Regions from separate parts of the Homo sapiens genome. Here region 2 is linked to region 1. The links are chromatin loops, found by intact Hi-C in ENCODE. Cell type or tissue: heart right ventricle. All regions are shown on one strand.

Region 1 (5,000 bases):
ATACCAGGAAATACATCCAACCAAGCAAATATGCAACAGGCTGGAAGAGAGACAGGTAGGAGAGGCACAAAGACAAGGTTAAGGAGTTATCTAATGGCATTACTTTCCCTGGGACTAGTTCTGTGTCTGCACACAATGGAGAAATAGATGTTTTGTATAATTTCAGTTTAGCCAAACTGATAGGATCCATGATGCTAAGATCTTTATATACAGCTATGAGTAAATAAAATGTGCATAAAGAATTGATTATCAAAGTAATTTATTATAATTATTAAGAATAGAAACATGTATCACTTAATTAATTAGATTACATATAGTCTAGTTAACTCAGACCTTATCCTTTTCTTTTCTTCAATATCAATGTTCTTGTTGTTGTTTTGCCATGATTACCCAGATAATTTCCTCAAAGCTCTGTATCTTTGCCTTTCTGGAAACACGCTGGGCATGCTCTGAACACAATGCTAAGTCTCAGAAAATGTTCTAAAAACTTTGCCAGCCCATTTGCCTAGGAAGTCTGGAACTGCCTGTTAGGCCAAATCCTTCAGTATCAAATTTAAAGCATCCCCAATATTAAATCAAAGGGACATCAAATTTTATTTAATAAATATGATAAGGTGTTTTGTCGCTCAGAGTTGGAACTATAAAGATAAACATCATCAATGAGATACTGTGGTCCAACAGACCTATTTTCAATCTCTCTGACTCCCATTCCAAAATATGTAAGTACACTTATCTACTTGCCTCAGATGAATCCAGATGAATCCAAGTAATTCATCCAAGATGAATCCAAGTAATTCATCCAAGATGAATCTTTTTAAAGAAATTTCACAAATAAGGTAAATATTAGTTCTAAAACCCCATTAAATAGAATATTAAATTGACTGATACATTTGAGTGTGGAGCAAATGACAATTTTAAAAAGTTGATTAAATGTAAAGGAATACATACAATCAAATAAAGAAATTAATTTCAAGTATCATTTCTTAAATTAGCATATAATTATACATAGCTGAAAAGTCCATTTAAAATAAATATGGCAACATAGTTAAGTTGTGGCTTGCCTAAAGCTGAGAATCATTAGTGTTCAGACATCTGACAAGAAATGGAAACTCTGGTGAAATCCAAAGTTCTTGAAGTATTCAAAAAAAAGTCACTCTGTTATAAAAACAGCACTGTTTCATTCCTCAACCTCTTTTTTTTTCTTTTTAGCCACTAGAACCCACTAAAATAATTGTTAAGGTTATAAATCATTTCAACAGAAAGCAAAAGCTCAGAAAAATCAAACATTTAGCTGGCTGGAAATCACACACTAAACGAGAAGTTAAAACTAAACTTTTGAATTTATAAGATGATAACAGTTATTTGTGTTTTATTCAAGTCTGAAAATATTTAATTTGTTGCAACTAAATAGAGTTCAGATGAAGACAGATAAGTAAAAATTCGCTTCTTTCCTGGTAGTGCAAAATGATAATGAAAACACAAAATGTTTGAAATCAGCTGAAACATAACACCAGGAAAGAACACGCGTACACAATTCTTTACTTGCCTTGTTTCATCTTCTCTCTCTCTCCTTCATGAATCTCCATCCTTTTAAGATGGAGAAGACAAGAAAGAGTGAGTTGGAGGGGAGGGTAAGAGGAGGTAGTCAGAACTGCTACTAAAGAAAAGCTTGGGCAGGAGAGAAAACATTGAAGCAAGATTCTTCAATCTCAGCCTGCTCCTTTATGAAACATATATATATATATATATATAATCTGAGTCAATAATGGTATGTATCCAATTTGGAAGCATAATTTCTATTATGCCTAAGAGCATGGCCAATTTCCTGGGTGTTACACTTGGGTAGTTGCACAGGGCAACTACAGAAAGGGCCAGGCTCTTGGTCTAATGCTTTGCTGTAGTCATCTTGACATTTTAAGAATCTCACCTTTGAGCCTGTGTTTCATACATTTAGTCCACAGGGACAATGAAACATGTACGTGAGCAGGGGACATACCCTGGAAAGCAGCCAGGGCACGCAGGGACTCAGGCCCTGTTACTGCTAGCAGTCAGCAGCAGGGAGCATTTGGCCTGGTCAACCACTGCACACACCTGGGGCAGTCTTGGGCACCTTGCAGCCTCAAGGGGGCAGCCTAGCTAAGACTCTGGCCCAGATTGTCACTGACAATGGCGGCAGTATCAAAAGCAGTAGTAGTGAGAGTAACAGCTGCAGCCCTACAGGAAAAGAGAATCTCCCAAGGGGAAAGGACCCTCAGAATGAGAGACCAGCTGGCCTGGCTATCCTGCAACCAATTTCTGCAGTATCTGTGCAAATACCCACTCCCTGGCCTACGAGCAGGGACAGGAACTTCCAGTGCTCAGGCAGTATATTTTATCAGTAAGCGATTACACTTTAAAAGCAGGCACATGGACACTGCAATAAAATAAATTAGGGAGCTATTAGGATTTTTCAGAGTTTCGGATCTCTGGTTTAAAATCTGCTAGAATATTGCAAAGTAAATATCCATAGGCTTAGAAGAAGAAACTAAAAATTGTTGCAATTGATGGAAAAGAGCATTCTTTTCATGTGATACTTCAGATAAATTATTAGTGAGAATGAAAATTTTAAATCTAATTTAACTTGTAACTGAAGATAAAGTGATAGAATGTATAAACAAATATATCCAATTCTAAACAAATCATGAACCACTTTCAGTTTCTTGTATGACCTCCCTAAAATACAGAAATGTCAGAGGAAACATTAAATGCCACTATATAAATGTGCATTTAATTCATATTTCTACAAAACTGATTTGTATGAAAAGTTAAATCTTTTTGAAAAAACCGTTCCCCGAGATTCTTTAGCTCTAGATGTACTAAAATTTATATTTTGAAATAATTTATCAGAAAATAAATTCATTAAAAGTATAAATTGTGTTGTACCAATAAATAAATTCCCAGATAAGCAAGCCAGAAAAATTATGCAATGAATCATTATATCCCACCAATAAAGTTTTATAACATATTCTGTTGTCACCAAAAATATTACTGTTTGCATTTATAAGTTTATGTTTACTCATTTATTACTATTGCCCTTATTGCATGTTATAAATAAAATATTTTTACATGAAAAGGCTTTATATTAAGGTTTTGGTCCAGTTTTGCTAAAATATAAATTCCAAAACCCTATGCTGAATTAAGTGTGAATCCACTGTTATGCCAACCATTCGAATCAGAATCACCTGGAATTCTTATTAAATATACAAATCCCTTGGCCTCACCCCAAACCTATTCTGTCAAACCCCCTTGGGAAGGCAGGGCTGCAGGGAAACATGAGCATTTGCCTTTATAATGAGCTCCCAAAGTTCCTTTAACCACACTTCCTTTATTTGCTTTTTGAAGAAAGGGCACTGCGTGTTAATTTTGCATTTTCCCCCACAAATTATGTAGCAGGCTCCACCTGAGAGGAAGTAAACTTTGAGATCATTTTATGACTGAGAAGACTGAAATCCATGAGGGTTGAATGGCTCAGCCGTGATTTCAAAGCTAGCTATGGAGAACAAATTTCTAGACTTTGAATTTGAGAGGATAGAGCCTGGAGCTGATCAAGAACCCACTTAGAAACCTCCAAATTATTAGAAGATATGGATCTGCTCCTTAGAGCTAACTTTCCTGGGTAATCAAGACCACAGGGAAACAGAGACGCAGCTGAGGGTGCACAGTAAGCAGCCAGAGCATAGAAAACAAAGAAGGGGATGCTCTGCCAGCCTGCCATCCAATAGGGAAATGAGTCATTGGACTTAGCCAGATCTACTGATCCTTTTCTTTTCAGTGAACACTTGCAAAAACAAATCTCAAGCAAGAATGGATCAAATAAACGTTTTCTTTAAACACTTTCATGGTAAGGGTGTGGTGAAATTGTAATCCTTGTGGATCGTTGGTGAGAATGTAACATGCTGCAGCCACCATAGAAAACAGTTCAGAGTCTCCACATAGAATTACCACATGATCCAGCAATTCCATGACTAGACATAGACCCCAAAGAATTAAAACAGAGGCTCAAACAGACCAATGTTTGTAGCAGTATTATTCACAATAGCCAGTTAGAAACCCAAGTATCTATCAACAGACGAATGAATAAACAACACGCGGTATACACATAAAATGAAGTATTATCTAGCCACGTACAAGAATGAAATCCTGATGCATGTTACAATATAGATAACTTTGAAAGCATTATGCTAAATGAGATGGCAGACACAATATTGTATAACTTCATTCATATGAGGTACCTAGAATGGTGAAATTCACAAAGACAGAAAGTAGAATGGAGGTTACCACAGGCTGAAGTGGGGGGAATGGGGATTTATTGTTTAATGCGTACAGAATTTCAGTTGTGATCATGAAAAAGCTCCGGAAATAGAGACCAGTGATTATCACACACCATGGTAAATGTACATATTGTCACTGAATTATACATTTAAACATGGTTAAAATGGTAAGTTTTATGTTATATGCATTTCACTACAGTAAAAAATAAACTATGATAAGATATAAATAATTTTTTTAAAAAACTCTAGGCCCCTACAAAACATATTGTCTGGGTTCCAGATTATTTTCATTTCCTTATCAATTTAATATCTCAGAAATTAAAATCAAAGTTCTAAAAATATCCCCAATCTTTATTGACATTTGAGTGCCCAAAGGCAATGGTAAATCCAATTTATAGTAGAACTGATTTGAAGAATATTATGAACAAATGAGAAATGTGAGAACATTTAACTGTCTCAGAATCATTGAATTTTAGAGTTAGAGAGAACTTCAGATATCTTGTTCAATGTTTTCCAAAATGTATTTCACTGACCACTCATCCCACAATATATTCCATCATAAAAGGGTTCTATGCCAAGTCATCATAAAGAGACTACACTTTATTTTTTTATTATTTATTTATTTTTTTGAAACAGGGTCTTACTCTGTTGCCCAGGCTGGAGTGCAGTGGCCCCATCATGGCTCACTGC
Region 2 (5,000 bases), 1.7 Mb before region 1:
CATTTCTCCTTCAAACTCAACATTGACATCCGCACACCTGAGTGTGTGATTCCTTTCTGCATTGTCAAGCATTGTCCAGCCTACCTCCTTCTCTTCGACTTCGAACTACGAGGATTATTCCTTCCTGTTTCTCTGTTTCCCAAGCGTCTTTTCCCAAACATCTGATCATTCCTACTTCCCAGTTTGGTTTTCAGACTTTTTTTTTTAACATTGTTATCTTCTATTACAGTAATTTTTTGACGGTCCATTTTCTATGATTTCATTTCATTTTACTGGTTCTTTCTAGCTAGAAAAAAGGCAAGATACTTGAGAGAACATATGAGGAAAGTCATGTTAGACTTTCAAGATATTGACCGCGGGATCACAAAAGCTTGAAGGCAAAGCCATCCGTACATTTTCAACCTCTTGCTTAGAAAAGGGCTCAGAAGATAATATATGGTGACAACAGTTACAGCCTCAGAGTGGCTTTGAGATGGAGATTTGAGATGGAGATTTTGGACACTCATAATCTCCATCTCAAGGAGAGGTGGCCCAGAGGCTGAATGAAGATGAGTGAAGGTAGATGTGATTCCCTTAAATTGGGGCAAAAAGGGACAAAAACAGCAGAAAATCTGTATCTTTAAAGACATATGTAATGTATTTCAGTCTATCAACTTCTCTACATAAACTTTAGCTTTTAAAAATATGTTAACGTAAGTTTGACCTTTAGTGTGTTTCTACCTGCAGGGTATTCTTATTGGAGGTTTGTTTAAAAGCATACATTTCTGATCTTGAATGGGTTACTACAAATCCATTATAATTGTTTCATATTTCATGTTGCAGATACAAGTAGGGTTGAAAAAACAGTGAGTTAAAGGCAAAAGGATGGCCGGGAACATGGCTTTTTTATTCTCTGGGTTTCTATCCAGATTTCTGTTCTTTTGCATAATGACTCCAATCTGTTGTGCACCTGTAGTTCTGGGAAATGATTCTTTTTTAATCGCTTCAACAGAGACATGGATGTTGGAGTTGCCAACTACTAAGCTGAAAAACTCCATCTATGCTCAGAAGAACATTTAATCCACTTACTTTTTCTCTTTTATTTAAAGATTAGCACTCATCAGGCATTTGTGGTAATATGCAAATATATACATAGGACATATATGTATATTTATAAGCAAAATGTGAATTGGAAAAACATTTGAATGTAGAAACAAGACCACAGGAGTAAATTTGTACAAGGCACTAGTAAAAGTGACATGTAATATGGGGTTCTTGTAGTGAGTTTCATAATCCAATTTTTGCTCCTTGATTTGAATGGGCACCCAAAATAACACATGCTATCCTAATCCCTACTCCCCATATTTTGGGTTTTATTTTTATAGAATACATATGGGCTTATATAAACATTAATCTCAACATGTTCTAATTTACATATGTAAGCTAATTTTTATTTCTAGAGATAACAGAACAAAACTCAAAACATTTGACATAAAATTATTGGAACAATTAACAGTTTGACCTATTAAACACATTATTGTCCTCTATGAACAGAGGGACTGTCTGAAAAAAAGAACAAGTTGTCTGCATTTTAAAGTGAGAGATAAGCATCAAGGTGTCAATTTCTATTTACACCTTATGTGTTCTTATTTGTTTCACAGATTCATATGTTATAGACACAATATTCTATTCACAATTTTCACGACGTCTATACCAAAGTAAGTATTCAACAAGTAGCCATGAAATGAGGAAATCTGGTAATATACATGAGCTATTAGAATTGTTTTAATGTAAACATTGTCTAGAGAAACAACTAATGTGCATATTTCATAACCGGGAAATGCTTTTTATTCACATTTTAGTACCATAAGATTGACTAATTAGAAATAGGGAAGCTGTTTGGTATTAGTCCTACTTTTGGGAACATATGGTCTAAAGTAATATTGGACAAATGGATATTTTAATTGATCACAAATGAGAAAGTAGTTAGAAAACTTCTAGTTTAAACAGGTTATATACCCAGAAGTATTGCAAATATTGGAGACAGAAAAATTATTGTAGCTTGCATTTAGACTCAAAATTGATATTCCCTCCACATCATGCCCTCACAGAACTCAGAGGAGTATGATCTGCCAGATCGACTCCCTTTGTGTAACTGATGCAGAAATGAGACTCAAAAGGGTTAAGTAGTTTTCCCAAGATGTCATAGCGAGAGTCAAACTGGGGGCTTAGAAATGACTCTGACTCATAACTTTTAATCAACTGTTTTGACATTTTAACCTATCTAATTGTGTAGGAGGTAATTATATTGTCAGACTTTGGAATGATGTTGTTTCCAGTAAAGTTTTGTTTTAATTATAAATAGGAATTTTCCAGCAATAAAAAATTTCCACCTTAAAAGATTCTCAGACTTTAGTACATCTTTCTCCAAACACAAGGTGGCGATGGTCTACAACAAATGATGTGCGACTTGGTGTTTTTTTTTTTTTTTTCTTTCCTTTCCTTTTTTATTCTTAATAGTTCAAGTTAAGAATTTGCAAAAGTTTCACATCTTCTCAATCATGTTTAATAAATTCTAATTAAATATTCTCCTACCTCCTAGTATTATGGAAAATATTTTAAAAATATTACAATGTTAAATGAATTTATTCTTGAGGGCATAATAAAATGCGTTTTTAAATCAACTACTTTTTAATTATGTGTTTGTATTACCATAAACAAAAATCCAATTAAACTTTAAAGAAAGAAAACTGCCTCTGACAAAATAATACTGTGGACCGCTTTTATTCATTACATTTGAGAACTTCTTGTCATTCAAATGAAAAGATTAAGTACATTTGCAATCCACTAAAACAGATTAAAAACTCATTCATTTATTCAATAGATATTAAGTACATACAGTATGTTTAGTATACATTAATACTTGACAATCAATACTGGTTAACTGGTTTCCCTGGTTTAGAAATTTTCCTTAGCAACAACGTAAGGCTTAAAATGAAAAAAGAAAAGTGAGAAAATGTTCTACCACCAGGTGGTGACAAAAGATAAAATTTAAAATCGCTCTTAATGAGCACATACTTCATGTAATTCTTGAATACTGCAAATATAAGTGACTTCCGAATGTCATGTGAATTTAAAATCATATTCTAGGAATATTTTATTAATTAAAGCAAATTAATATTAACATATTATCTCTAGTTTAATAAGTGCTGGAATTGGAAGTGGACAGTTTTAGTCAGCAGGCGGCACTTGAGACCATGGAATAAGATATTTTAAACTATTTCACTACTGCTTTTTTTCCCCACCCGGCTTATAATTATTGATTGGCTGATTGAGATAGGAGCTGGTCACCTCCCTACACTTCCACTAGCAGGGATTTAATCAGAGGCTGAAAATCAATTGTCCTTTGAAAGTGATTTTTGCTAAAGATCAAGAGCAATATTTGGTTATATCTCAGCCTCTATCCTACAATATTTATCATTTTATAATGCTCTTTTGTGTAAGATACAATAAATCTTATTAATAACCAAAAACTGAATTATGAATTATTGCAATTCATTGGCCATCTACTTGGGCAATTACAATGGTTAGTAGCTCAGAAGCACTGATATTTGAGCACTGTATCTTCAGATTCCGAGGCCTGGGTTAGGATGCTTGCTGCTGGAAACACTGGCTGGAAAGCTTTCTTGTTCCATGTGGCTCTCAGGTCACCCTGAGAACTGGACACACTCGTAATTGGTTGATGGTAGGCTTGTATATTCATGAAATGTTGATTGGAAAGGCCTAGACAATCTCTCTAAATACATAATTGGACAAGATTGTTGAAAGGATTAGAGTTGGACACTATTCTAAAGTGGCACAATGTCTAAGCATAGAGGCTGGGGGTCTTCCTGTTCCCTGCACTTAATACCCTGGGAGCTAGTGGTGGAGAGCCACGTAATCCACATTTGAATTCTGGCATTCTGACTGCTGCATCCTTACTTTGTGGCTTCAGGGAAGCCATGGATCATCCCTGAGCCTCAGCCTCCTCATATGTAAAATGGAGATGACAACAATCCTGACTTGAAGGATAATGCACCATTGTATTTGCTTCCTCCTCTGTCTCTTCCTTCCTAGTTACCCCCTCCTGTTTCCTAAACTTACTTGCCCTTGCCTCCCCACCTCTACAGGGACTGCATGCACACAAGCCCTTTTCTCAGGTTGTGCTTTCTGGGCTAAACTGAGTTGAAAACAAAGAGCATCAGGAGATCTTCTAGATGGGACTGCTCACTGATCAGAGGGCAGTAGAACCCGTTTGCTGGTGGTGAATGGAATGGGACCGCCCCCGGCATGCAGTGTCAGTGCAATGACAAAGAGTCTCTGTGTGGGATGAGGTGGTAGTATGGGGTGAGAAGCAGGTTTATGCAGCAGCAGCGGCACTTAGACAGTATGAGGAAAATAACAATTGAAAGGAACATGTCATTGGATGGGTTTTTGATAGTTGCTTCAGAGCAGGGGCTGGCAAGCTATGACCTTCAGGCTGACCATCTGTTCTTGTAAATAAAGTTTTACTGGAACAAAGTCACAATCATTTGCTTATGTATTTTTCATGGTTGCTTTCACAATACAAAGCAGAGTTGAATAATTGCAAAAGAGAGCAATGTCCACCAGTCCAAAATATTTGTTATCTGGCCCCTTCAAAAAAGTTTACCAGTGCCTGTTTTGAAGGTTATTTTGGAAATACAGAGATTATATACAGAGATTACATCGTTTTCTAACTTAATTTGAAGACATGCCATAAAAGTCACTTTTATCTCCTGCAATCAGAGAGCAGACGATGCTGAAAATCTAAAAATGTATAATCTTATAGTTGTTTTATATTAAAGTTAGGGTCCTAATAGAAAAACTATGGGATTCTGATACATAAAATGCAGACATTTGGATGGATGAGCCCCAGATTCTCCTAGACCCTGCAGAGGCAGATGTCACCCCCTTGCTAGAAGAGAACACCCTTTTTTGGCCTACAGACTGTAAAGTTCTCA

Evidence for each region. Peaks named below come from ENCODE experiments on the same cell type or tissue, not always from the same donor. Only the 100,000 strongest peaks of a DNase experiment are listed, where the experiment ranks them.
Region 2: a loop joins it to region 1, with 5 times the contacts of the local background. A loop is called at or near these places in 19 of 110 quality-filtered maps.

What each region holds. Positions count from the first base shown.
Region 1 is chr21:28,515,057-28,520,056 of GRCh38, forward strand. No RefSeq gene overlaps it. Among named protein-coding and RNA genes, the nearest start is that of LINC00161, 22 kb to the right of the region's middle. In heart right ventricle, CTCF peaks have their summits at 2,121 (motif pointing right) and 2,320; a DNase peak (open chromatin) is centred at 2,115; H3K27ac peaks cover 925 bases.
Region 2 is chr21:26,847,210-26,852,209 of GRCh38, forward strand. No RefSeq gene overlaps it. Among named protein-coding and RNA genes, the nearest start is that of ADAMTS1, 4.3 kb to the left of the region's middle. In heart right ventricle, CTCF peaks have their summits at 2,394 (motif pointing right) and 3,122; no DNase peak of the experiment used is centred here; H3K4me3 peaks cover 1,332 bases; H3K27ac peaks cover 2,034 bases.